2 separate regions of the Homo sapiens genome follow, and region 2 is linked to region 1. The links are chromatin contacts, found by Hi-C or POLR2A ChIA-PET in ENCODE. All regions are on one chromosome and are shown on one strand. The core of a region is the stretch at or near the end of the contact, and the rest is flanking DNA. Distances in the headings are between cores, read along the strand shown. Region 1 has its middle 11 kb from the start of LINC01523. Region 2 overlaps LOC105372646 (a long non-coding RNA gene).

Region 1 (5,145 bases), core at 1,104-3,603:
ATTATTTTGACTTGTCCTTGGAGCCCTGTGAATCTGTCTCACCGTGGAGTGACTTGGGAGTCTGGGCACCACCCACCCCGACTCTATGTCAAATACCGTGCACATCTCAAGCACAGTGCCTGGCTCAGCACAGGCAGCAGGAAAGCTGTGTGGGTGTGCCTCAGGGTTGGTGGACACAGTAGACAGCCTTTGCTCTCCCAAGATGGGGGAGGCCCTGTACCATGACTTAGGGAACTGCTCATGCCTAAGCCCCCACCCCCTCCACAGTAGTGCAGAAAGGATGCTCTCCTAATCAGCTAATTTTCACAAAATGTGGGATGCCCTGGTGGGATCCCCTGGTAGGAGAGTAGATGACTTCCAGGAGCACATAGAGGGGGCAGAGGCTGCGGGCTGACCCTTGATACCCCTCATCCCCTACATTTCACATTGGAAATCCCAAAGTTTAGCTGCCCGGACCAAAGCTGAATTTCCCATTCTGCCTTGCAGCTGGTGTGTACCTTCCCAGTGTACCCTTAAATGAATGGGTACGCTCCACTTGCCCTTCTCCTCTTCCCTCCTGTCTGATGTGACTTGCACCTCCTCGGACCAGGTAGACAAAAACAGCCTTTGTCAATGACAGATCACAGGACTGGAGTGTCGAGGCTCAGCCCCGGGAGCTGCCCAACCAGCCAGGGGGCCCCCACGCCGGGGCTGTCACATGGGATAGAAGCAAACCTCTGGCTCGTGAAGTCATGGGTATTTTGGGGTCTGATGAATTTACTTACAAGTAAATATGGGAAGTATATTTTTATATCAATAGTTATTTATTCACTTCAATATCCATTGGAGAAAAATATCTCAACTAGTGGATTCACCCCTGCGATTCCACTAGGTGAACCCACCAGCAATCCTGGGGACGCTGAGGACCCTCCCTCCTCAGCACATGGCCCTCCTGACTGTTGGGGGAGCCAGCATGAAGCCCCCGTCGCCGACCGGCAGGCCCGAGCTCCTGGACTCAGCATTGACCGACACTGACTCTGTTCCCACAGCAGCCGCTTTGTTCGTCTCCTTTGTGGACACTTAGCTCAGCGCCTGTGCTGCTCGGCTGTGACCTGACCTTCGAGGGTCACCTCCTGAATTCACTCGCTGTGACCTGTGCTGCGGACCCCGTCAGGAAGCTCCTGGTCTCCCCCGGCCCCTCCCCCGCCTCATTTGCACAAAAGGCCTCATTGTTCTGCAGGGTCTGACTCAGACCTGCCCTGGTTTCAGTTTCCGCAAACACCCAGCACTGGCTTTGGGTCAGGGGTCACTCTGGAGTGAACGGGGCGCCCTGAGCAACCCCACATCGCTGTGTGATCCCGGCTCATCCACAGGAAGCCCCGGCCCAGGGACCCAAATGGGTCCCAGAAGTGGACCAGATGCAGCGCCGACGGTGATGTGGGGACGCCGGCATCTCCAACAGTGGGAAAGAGGAAACTTTCTACTTTTCATTAACCCCGTCCTCTTCTCCCCCAGGGTTACGGGGACACAGTGTCTTCACTGGCCATGTTGGAACGTTCTGGGGAGTGAAGGGAACGTCCCCAAGAGCATTGACTTGACCTTCGCTTTGGCTGAGATTTGAAATTCTCTTCTTATCAATCTCTATATCTGTACACGCAGGAGTCTGTTTTACATCCAGCCATCCCTGTGACCTCGGGCGAGTTCCTTACCTTGTGTTTTCTCATCTGTAAAGTGGGTATAATGACCACCGCACGGCCTCGCATGCTTGTCAGAACCAAATCAGACAATGCACGAAGACCCGTTGGCCCGGAAAGCTGCAGCTGGGCCCTGACGATGCCACGCTGTCCATCTGGGGAGGGGAAGTTCATTGCTAATTCGACTCAAAGGAGGAAAAATGCACGTCCCCCTGAGCTGAAAGAAGGAACGAAGCCAAGTCCATCAGGCCACCGGGTCTCCTTAGGCTGAGGAAATGGACAATGAGGGCGACATCGAAACTGCAGAGAGCAGCAAAGCCCTTCACTACTGCTGCCCGAACCCTGCAGCGGCTCCTACAGCCACCACGGGTCACTGGGCCAGGAGCAAGTTGGGGAACAGCCACATCACCATCCAGGGAAGCCCCCGGAATGGTGGATTTGCTAACAGCAGCCACACAGACACCTCACCTCACGCCAGGCTGCTGAGCTCAGCGGGGGGCACGATTGCCCAAGCAGGGGTGGGGCAGGGCAAGGCAGACCGAGTCACACGGTGGGAAAAGCCAAAAAAAAAACCTGCCTGATTTGGTAAAATGCCAGAAAACTGCGTGAACTGGGCATTTGAAAGTAAGTTTTTAAGGCGTAGCCATTTGTTGGGGTTTTTTTGCCCCGTACTCTCCTGTCTCCCTCCTCGCCACACAATAAACTGTGTCCAAGGCAGCCGCCCTCCCGCTGCCAGGACGTGCGAGGCAGGAAGGTCAGGAGCTCTGCTGTGAGGGCGCCACCCGGCTTCCGGTTTGTGCATGAAAACCCGGCTCAGCTTTTCCATTCCGTGAAGACTGGGCTTCTCCAGGCTGCTCGGTAAATAATCACGGATTCCACTGGGAATAGGAAACGTCCCCACAGCCCCATCTCCATTGTGCACCCAACCTCCAGGTGTTTTCAATCTCTCAAAGAGCCCCGACGCCTGAAATTTAACAACTAAAATCTTATTTTTCATTTCCTGAGATTCTCTTGGTGGAATCAGGCAGCCTGGCGGTGCGCAGCACCTAGGGTGGCTCATGATGAAAAATCCAGAGGGGACTTTGCCTTCCTGCATGTCCTTTTGTCACCAGAACCCAGGGACCAGCAGGACCCAAAGCTCCCTGCGGGATCAGCTGGGTCTGGGAATCACTGTCCTGGGCCCAGTTGGACTTTTCGGATGAGGCCGGTGTTTGGCACCTGGGCTGGGCAGGTGGGAAGGACAGAGGCACTGATGGAGAGAGGGAGGAGAAGGGGATTCATGGCGGTCCTGGGGGAACCCCACGGGTGCCTTTGGCCTCTCCCTGGTCTGTCTGCCCCTCAGGATGGTTAAACTGTCCCCTGAAAGTTCCCCATTGGGCAAGTCCAGCAAGCCTGAGCCAGGCCTGTGATCTCAGGGTGGGTGGAGCTCTAGAAGGCCTGGCCCTCGCTCCTGGAGTCCACATTCACCCTCAAGGCAGTGAACGGCGCCCCACTGCGCATCTACTCACTAACCAGGCATGGGATGGTTTCCATGGTTCCTGTGTCTTAGACCAGCTCGCTCACGGTGACATGAGATGCCCTGAGACCCCGCCATGGTGCAGAGTGACATTAATGCATTAAATTAGCAGCCTCTGCAACACAAACACATTTCCATGTGGAGCCTGTGACGTTCTTTGGTAAAAGGGATCATTACGTGTTTGCAAACATTCCATAAGCTGAGGAAGGGCCTCAGGTTCTGACAAGTGATGAATGGGAAAATTAGAGGCTTCAGGAAAATGCAAATATCATCCTTTGTAATTCTGTCCCTTGGCAGGAAATAAAAAAAGGTTTCCCCAAAGCACCGAGGCATTCCTTCTATTAAACGCCAGGAAGAATGGCTGTGACTCTTTCAGGCACTTGCACGGATCTTGATTTGTCTTCCACAGCCTCCCCAATGCCCTGGCAATGTGTGGGAGAGAAGCCTGTGATTTCAGCGGACTGTCCTCTAATTCAGCCTTTCTCACCTTTAATTCATGATCAACCCCTAAGGAACCTTCATAGAGGTTTTTTTCTTACTCACCCCCACCATGAATTTAATACTACAGAAATACCGCAAAATGGTTTATGCACTGTGCCTACATCTGTATTTTTACATAATGAGAGAAAAATCTTTTCACCTCCAGGAACCAGCTCTGGCCCTCTTGGGAGCAGTATTCCCCGCTGAGGAAGCATGTGCTCATTCCTTCTTTTGTTCATTCGTTCAAATGTGCAGAAAACTGTGTATCTGGTGTAAATTCTGGGCCCTGGAAGGAGGTGTGGGAGCTGCCTGGGGCCTGGGGGCAGAGCGATGCAGGAGAGGGGATAGCGAGGACAGAGTCCAGAGACACGAGGGGAGGGATGAGGCTGAGGAGCAGCCAGGAGCCCCGTGTGGCTGGGGCCAAGGGGTGTTAGAAGATGAGGCCAGAGGGGTGATGAGTCACAGTGGGGCAGAGAGAGAGATGGGTCATCTCAGGCCTTAGGCGACCCTGTGAAGACTTCAGCTTTTACTCTGAGGGAAGTGGGAGCCATTGGAGGGTTTGAGCAGAGACAGGATGTGGTCTGGTTTACTTTTTAATGGGATTCTGTGTCTGAGGACAGGTTGGGGGTGTGGGGCAACAGCTGGAGCAGCAAGACCAACAGGGAGGCCAGGTGGAGGTGATGGTGACCGGAGCCATGTGGTCAAAGTGGAGGAGGTGAGGGAGTCCAATACTGCAGATCCCTTGCAGGTAGAGCTGCCAGGACTTGCTGATGGATGAGAAGCGGAGTGTGGAAGGCAGGGAAGAGTGGAGGATGACTCCCAGGTGTTGGCCTGAGAGCTGGGAGGGTGGGGCTGCGATTTACAGAGATGAGGAAGACTGCGGGAGGACTGTGCTCTGACAAGGCCCTCTGCTGACTCTGAGAGACACAGGAGAGCGGGACAGAGAGGATGAGGGTGACTCTTAGTAGATTTATTACATTCTCCCAGCAGATCCAAGTACATAATTTTCACAGCCTGTGCAAAATGAAAATGTAGGCCACATGCTCAAAAGCAAGAACAAAATGTCATTATAGGTACTAAAATAAGAAAGCTTTTGCTTTCTTTCTGCAGTCTGTCTCTTGACCTGTCATGGTGTTTATTATTTGCTACTCAATGTTGCGTTCCCTCGGATATGACGATGTTTGTAGGGTAGCTCAGACCCCCCACAGTCAAGCCCTTTCAGGGGCAGAAGGTGAAAGCAGTCACCAGCAGGGTTATTCTCCTGAGTAGCATCTCCAGGGTGGCACCTTTTCAGTAGCCTTTTCCAAAGGAATGAGTTAGTATGACAGTTGTCACAACTTCAATGAAAAGCAGCCAGCGCAATGGGAGATGGGAGAATGAACCATCAGTGATGGGAATATGAGACACCTGGGGAAGGTCAAGGGCTAGCAGATCCTTTATATGGGCTCAGCGCTTCTACAACCTGCAGCAAGGTTC
Region 2 (5,321 bases), core at 241-2,740, 570 kb before region 1:
CTGCCTTTCCTAGTCCACTGACTCAAATGTTAATCTCCTTTGGCAACACTCTCACAGACACACCCAGAAACAATACTTTGTATCCTTTAATCCAATCAAGTTGACACTCAACCATCCCAGTTCCCTATAGAAAGTAAAAGAGAACATCTTGACCCATGTCCTTGAGTGAGTTGTTTTTCAGGAGCTAGGACCCCACCAGATGGAAAATGCTGACTGTTTTCATGCAGACCTCAGATAAAGGGGAACTGGGACTGAACCTGACCCCCAATTTTGTTCTAAATCTCTTCCTGAGGGGCCTGTAGAGAGTCACACCTATAGGCCAAACCTTAACATTCCTTTCAGCTGACCCTAAGTATTTTAGACAAACCTTGTTTTTTAAATCCATTGCAAATCAAAGAATCTCTGAATCCACCTGTGACCTTCAAGCCCCCAATCCAAAATATCCTGCCTTTTTAAAGGTAGACCAATATGTAACATCCATGTATTGGTTTATGATTTTGCTGGCAACTTCTCCTTTCCTGAAACTTACCCCTGCCTTTAAAAACCCTTCCTTATAAGCCCCTAAGAAGTTTGCATCTCAAGCATCAGCTGCCTGATTCTCCTTGCTGGTGCCCTACCTTAAAGCCTTGTTTCTCTTGCTACAAACCTCAGTGTCAGTGCTTGGCTTTGCTGCACCAGGTGAGCAGACCCAGCTTTGGTTCAGTAACATTGGGAGGGTAATTGTACCTACCTTCTCTGGTTTCTATAAATTGGGAATTGTTCATTTGCTGAACGATGGAAAACCCAACCCCACAGTCTGAGGGGAAAAAAGGATTTATTGGTGCAGATAACTGGAGGGTTCCAGAAAGGGACTGCCTCAGGCATGACTCAGGAAGAAGTGGGGACCAAAGGGAGGAATTTGGTAACAAGGTAAATATTTACCCCAAACCCAAGTTCCAAATAATAGTCTTTGGCTTTTGTGGCATATCCAGGTCAAATGATGGTAACACTGACAAATACGGGCGTAATCTCACACAAGCTCAAGGAAAAAGCAGATTCGTGGAGAGATGAACAGCTGAGGTCAGAACCCCTGTGTTCATGGAATGCAGGACACATCCCCTGTCTGTGTATCTATGGCCTGAGGGTCCTGACTGGCTTACCTGTTCCTGTTATTTTCACAATAAATTTGTTCAGGTCACCAACAATTCCAGCTTGAAAGGACCACAGAATCTCATCATAACCTGGGTGTTTGAATCCCAAATGTAGACTGTCCAAATGTCCATAGCTATCCTCAAGATTTCCGCAGCATGAAGCTGACATTTTTTCCTGCTCCTCCCAGCTCTCGTTTCTGGCCTCTGCTGAGCTCTTAACTCTCCACATTGTTTCTTGTAGCTGCCCGTCTTGTTTCTGCAGGAGTCCATTCATCTTGGGAAAAAAAATAGCCCAGAGAAATCTGAGCTATGTTAGGTATGCAGAAGGTATCAGGTCCAGGGAGACATGAGTATGAAACTTCAGTCACCCCTCTGGCCCCATGCCCAGGAGCAAGAGTTTAAAGGCGTTTTAGTCATGACTAGCTGCCTTCCCGATTATCTTGATGTTCCTGGAGTTTGTGATACAAAGAACAATGTGTAGCCAGTCAATGGTCTGTGTTATTTTAATGCAAATTCTTGGTGAACAACTTAGAAAGTGCCTCTTCTTTTTTCCTTAAAAACCCACTTGTAACTCTGGCTAATTATCTTGCATGTTCAGGGCAAATTGGATCTATGCTTCCGGGTGGTCATCCTCAAGCTTCGAGCTCAAACACTATAGTTAGTCATAATTTCTGAAACTCATTATTTAAGGTTGACACATCCAAGCATGGTGTGGGCTCCTCCTTGTATTTTTTTTTTTTGTTTTTGTTTCCTTAGAGTCAGGGTCTTGCCGTCACCCAGGCTGGAGTGCAGTGGTGCAATCATAGCTTGCTGCAGCCTTGAACTCCTGGGCTCAAGCGATCCTCTCGCTTCAGCCTCCTGAGTAGCTGAGACTACAGGTGTGTGCCACCATGCCCTGCTAATTTTTAAAAAATTTTTTTTGTAGAGACAGATTCTCACTGTGTTGCCCAGACTGGTGTAAACCAAAAAATAAAATTCTGAGGCCCTCAACCAAGTGAATGGATCCCTCCTCTCAGCAAAGGGCATTCCAAAGTAAACCTGGAACGAGAGTGCAGGGCACGATGGGAATGGCTTATGCCTTCCTCTTGTTGGAATTGAGGCACAGCTGACCAGCATTAACATTAAGGCAGAGACCTAAAGGCTGACAAATGACTCTTTGTAGCATTGTGACACATCACAAAATGACAGCAGGTTCTGAAAGAAATCCAAGTATTTTACCCTAAAATATATTAATTGGACCTATTTTGAAATGGCCCTGCAAAGCTGTCTCTGGTGGGAAAAATCTACATTCTGTAGAGAATCTCTTTCCCTTTCCAGGCCTAATTCCTGACCTGGGAGAGAATTAACTAAGAGTCTAAAAAAGAGACCTTTTTAGGCCTGATTAGAGCTCTGAAGGCTGCTCCTGGAGGCTTCATCTGTATGATAAAACCTTGGTCTCCATAACCCCTTATCTTAACCCAGACACTCCCTTCTATTGATTCCAGGACTTTAGGTAATAAGTTAGCACTTTCAACCAATTGCCAATCAGAAAATCTTTGAATCCACCTATGACCTGGAAGCCCCACCCCTCGCACCCTTCGAGTTGTCCCACCTTTCCTGACCAAACCAATATATATCTTACCTGTATTGATTGATGTCTTATGTCTCCCTTAAACATATAAAACCAAGCCATAGCCCAACACCTTGGGCACATGTTCTAGGATCTCCTGGGGCTGTGTCATGAGCCCCTAATATGGTCACTCATATTTGGCTCAGAATAAATCTCTTCAAATATTTTACAGAGTTTCAATCTTTTTGTTGGCACTGGTCTTGAACTCCTGGCCTCAAGCAATCATCCCACCTTGGCCTCTTGAAGCTCTATAGGCATGAGCCACCAGTCCTGGCCTTTCCTTGTTATTAGTCTTCTCAAATTCCATGTTCCTGGCAGCTGTGACGGACAGATTTTACTGGTGACGTTGGAGCAACACAGGTGGGTAATTTTATCTGTGCCCTGGTCCCTTGGCCACTTCTGCCACCTCCAGCATCTGGATGTGTTGCTTAGCAACCCCATCCCTTTCTACCTCCTGCCTTTGACCTCAACTTCACATCCCTACTCAAGTCTGAATAGTTCTTCTCTGGGCAACTCTTATCTCAGCTGGTGATAAATGGATTTTCTCACCTCCTGCCCTGGTAATACTCAAGGTGGCCACTTACTGGCTGTCTACCTTGCGGCAGGCACAGACCTATGCCTTGCACGCAGTATCTCACCAGTCTGCACAAGAGCCTCATGTGGGGCCTGTTCTCCCACTTTACAGATGAGGGAGCCTAGGATCCTCCACGAGAAGGGACTCAATGGTCTATAGGGGAGTTGGGGTTCACCTTGTGCTGTCTCACCCTGGGGTCCAAGCTCCTAACCAGGGTTCCCTATTTACTCAATTTAAATCATTCACCTGCCACTGTCTCCACTTTCCCCAGGATGATCCTTTGCTCCTGGGGTGGCCAAACATTTTCTGGCAAGTGCCAGAGAGTGAATATTTTGGGCTTTGTGGGACACATGGCCTCTGTTGCAAGTGCCCTGCTTTGCTGTCATAATGCCAGGCAGCCATAGCCAGAGACGATTTATACACAGATCAGCACTGCGGTGTCCCAGGAAAACTTGATTTACAAAAATAGGCAGTTGGCCTCAGGGCTGTAGTTTGCTGATCTCTGATAGCTTTCTTTAAATAAACCCATTTTTTTTTCACTAAAAAACTTTTATTTGAAAGAAACACTTAAATCATCCAGAGTAAATGTGAAACCAGCATCTCTTGCTGGGAAGGAAGGTAACTGTAAAAATAAAAACAGTAAACTTAAGCAGAGGTGCCATATTCTGCAGTAAGCCTGGGGGCTTCTCTTTCTTTGTTGGAAAGGATGAAAAGCTGGGCTTGGAGAGGTGGGAGAGGCACATCAGCACCAAATCAAGATGTTTTCTTTGAGGTAATTGGAAGAACCAAGAGAGACTGTATAGGATGTAATGTTACCGAGTGCCATGTTTGGTTTGTGCAAAGATTTCACACTCTGGGATTCGTGAAGCTCTGAGTAGAAGAGAGCAGGCAGTGGTGTTGGAATGTATTGCGCTCACCCTGGAGTGGGGATTTGGGGACATCTGTGCAGGCAGTGAGGATGTAGGATTCACAGGACAAAGAATGGGCAATGCGGCCTTGGCCCTGGCTCCCTGACAGCTCTAAGGGGCTGCTGTGGTTCCTGCAAAGCCTGGGACCTGGAAGTGTGAGGTAGGAGGCGGGACTCAACTCCAGAGGTGGGGCTCAGACACTGGACCAAAATCTGTGCTTGCTAAAACAGAGCTTGGGTGGAAGCAGCTTTTCATCAGACATGCCCACCAGTGTGCCATGTCAGTTTACCATTGCCATGGCAACACCCGGGAGTTAATACCCCTTTCCATGGCAATGACGTGAATACCCAAAAGTTACTCTCCTTTCCCTAGAAGAATGTTTTTAAAAGTAGGTATAAGGCCGGGCATGGTGGCTCACACCTGTAATCACAGCCCTTTGGGAGGCCGAGGGAGGTGGATCACTTGAGGCCAGGACTCCAAGACTAGCCTGGCCAACGTGGCAAAACCCCATCTCTACTAAAAATATAAAAATTAGCTGAGTGTGGTGGTGCACACCTGTAATCCCAGCTACTCAGGTGGCTGAGGCAGGAGAATCACTTGAACCCAGGAGGCAGAGGTTGCAGTGAGCTGAGATGGCCTACTGAACTGCAGCCTGGGCAACAGAGCGAGACTCTGTCTCAAACAAAAACAAAAACAAAAACAAAAGTGGGTATAAATATGACTGCAAAACTGCTCTGAGCTGCTCCTCTCTGCCTATGCGGTAGCCCTGCTCTGCAGGAGCGGTCACAGAGCAGTAATACTGGCTCTCTAATAAAGCTGTTTTCTTCTGCCTCCGGTTTGCCCTTGAATTCTTTCTTGCACAAAGCCAAGAACCCTCCTGAACTAAGCCCCACTGTGGGGCTTACCTGCCCTGCATGAGGTAAGTATCAACTATGGCTCAAAAGGCAGGTCAAAGGCAGCTTTTCAAGTATATTTGTGTCACAGAAACTCCCACTGTAACATCAAAAAATGAATGATTTTTTCAATTCCCTTTATTAGGGTTTCTTTCCCTGCCCCCCTCATTTCTCCACTTCTTTCTCTTCTCTCCGTAGGTATATAGT

The links. Hi-C counts contacts between places; a loop is a spot of excess contacts on that map. ChIA-PET counts read pairs that join two places held with the same protein, here RNA polymerase II (POLR2A). Pooled maps may share reads with other maps.
Region 2: a loop to region 1 is called in a map of PC-9, with 5 times the contacts of the local background. The contact joins two enhancer-like sites. A Hi-C loop is called at or near these places in 1 of 168 maps with a recorded cell type or tissue (PC-9) and 1 of 50 pooled maps. POLR2A ChIA-PET finds 5 or more read pairs at or near these places in 1 of 52 experiments (activated CD4-positive, alpha-beta T cell).

Annotation. Positions count from the first base shown.
Region 1 is chr20:47,969,684-47,974,828 of GRCh38, reverse strand. No RefSeq gene overlaps it. Among named protein-coding and RNA genes, the nearest start is that of LINC01523, 11 kb to the left of the region's middle. RefSeq lists enhancers at 3,649-4,148, 4,149-4,650. Within about 2 kb of position 2,353, at least 11 of the 41 ENCODE cell types and tissues checked have a DNase peak (open chromatin) inside an H3K27ac peak, as active enhancers do; they include PC-9, where a contact is called at or near this core.
Region 2 is chr20:48,534,765-48,540,085 of GRCh38, reverse strand. All of the region lies in intron 2 of LOC105372646 (a long non-coding RNA gene), which reads left to right. Among named protein-coding and RNA genes, the nearest start is that of LINC00494, 180 kb to the right of the region's middle. Within about 2 kb of position 1,490, at least 2 of the 41 ENCODE cell types and tissues checked have a DNase peak (open chromatin) inside an H3K27ac peak, as active enhancers do; they include PC-9, where a contact is called at or near this core.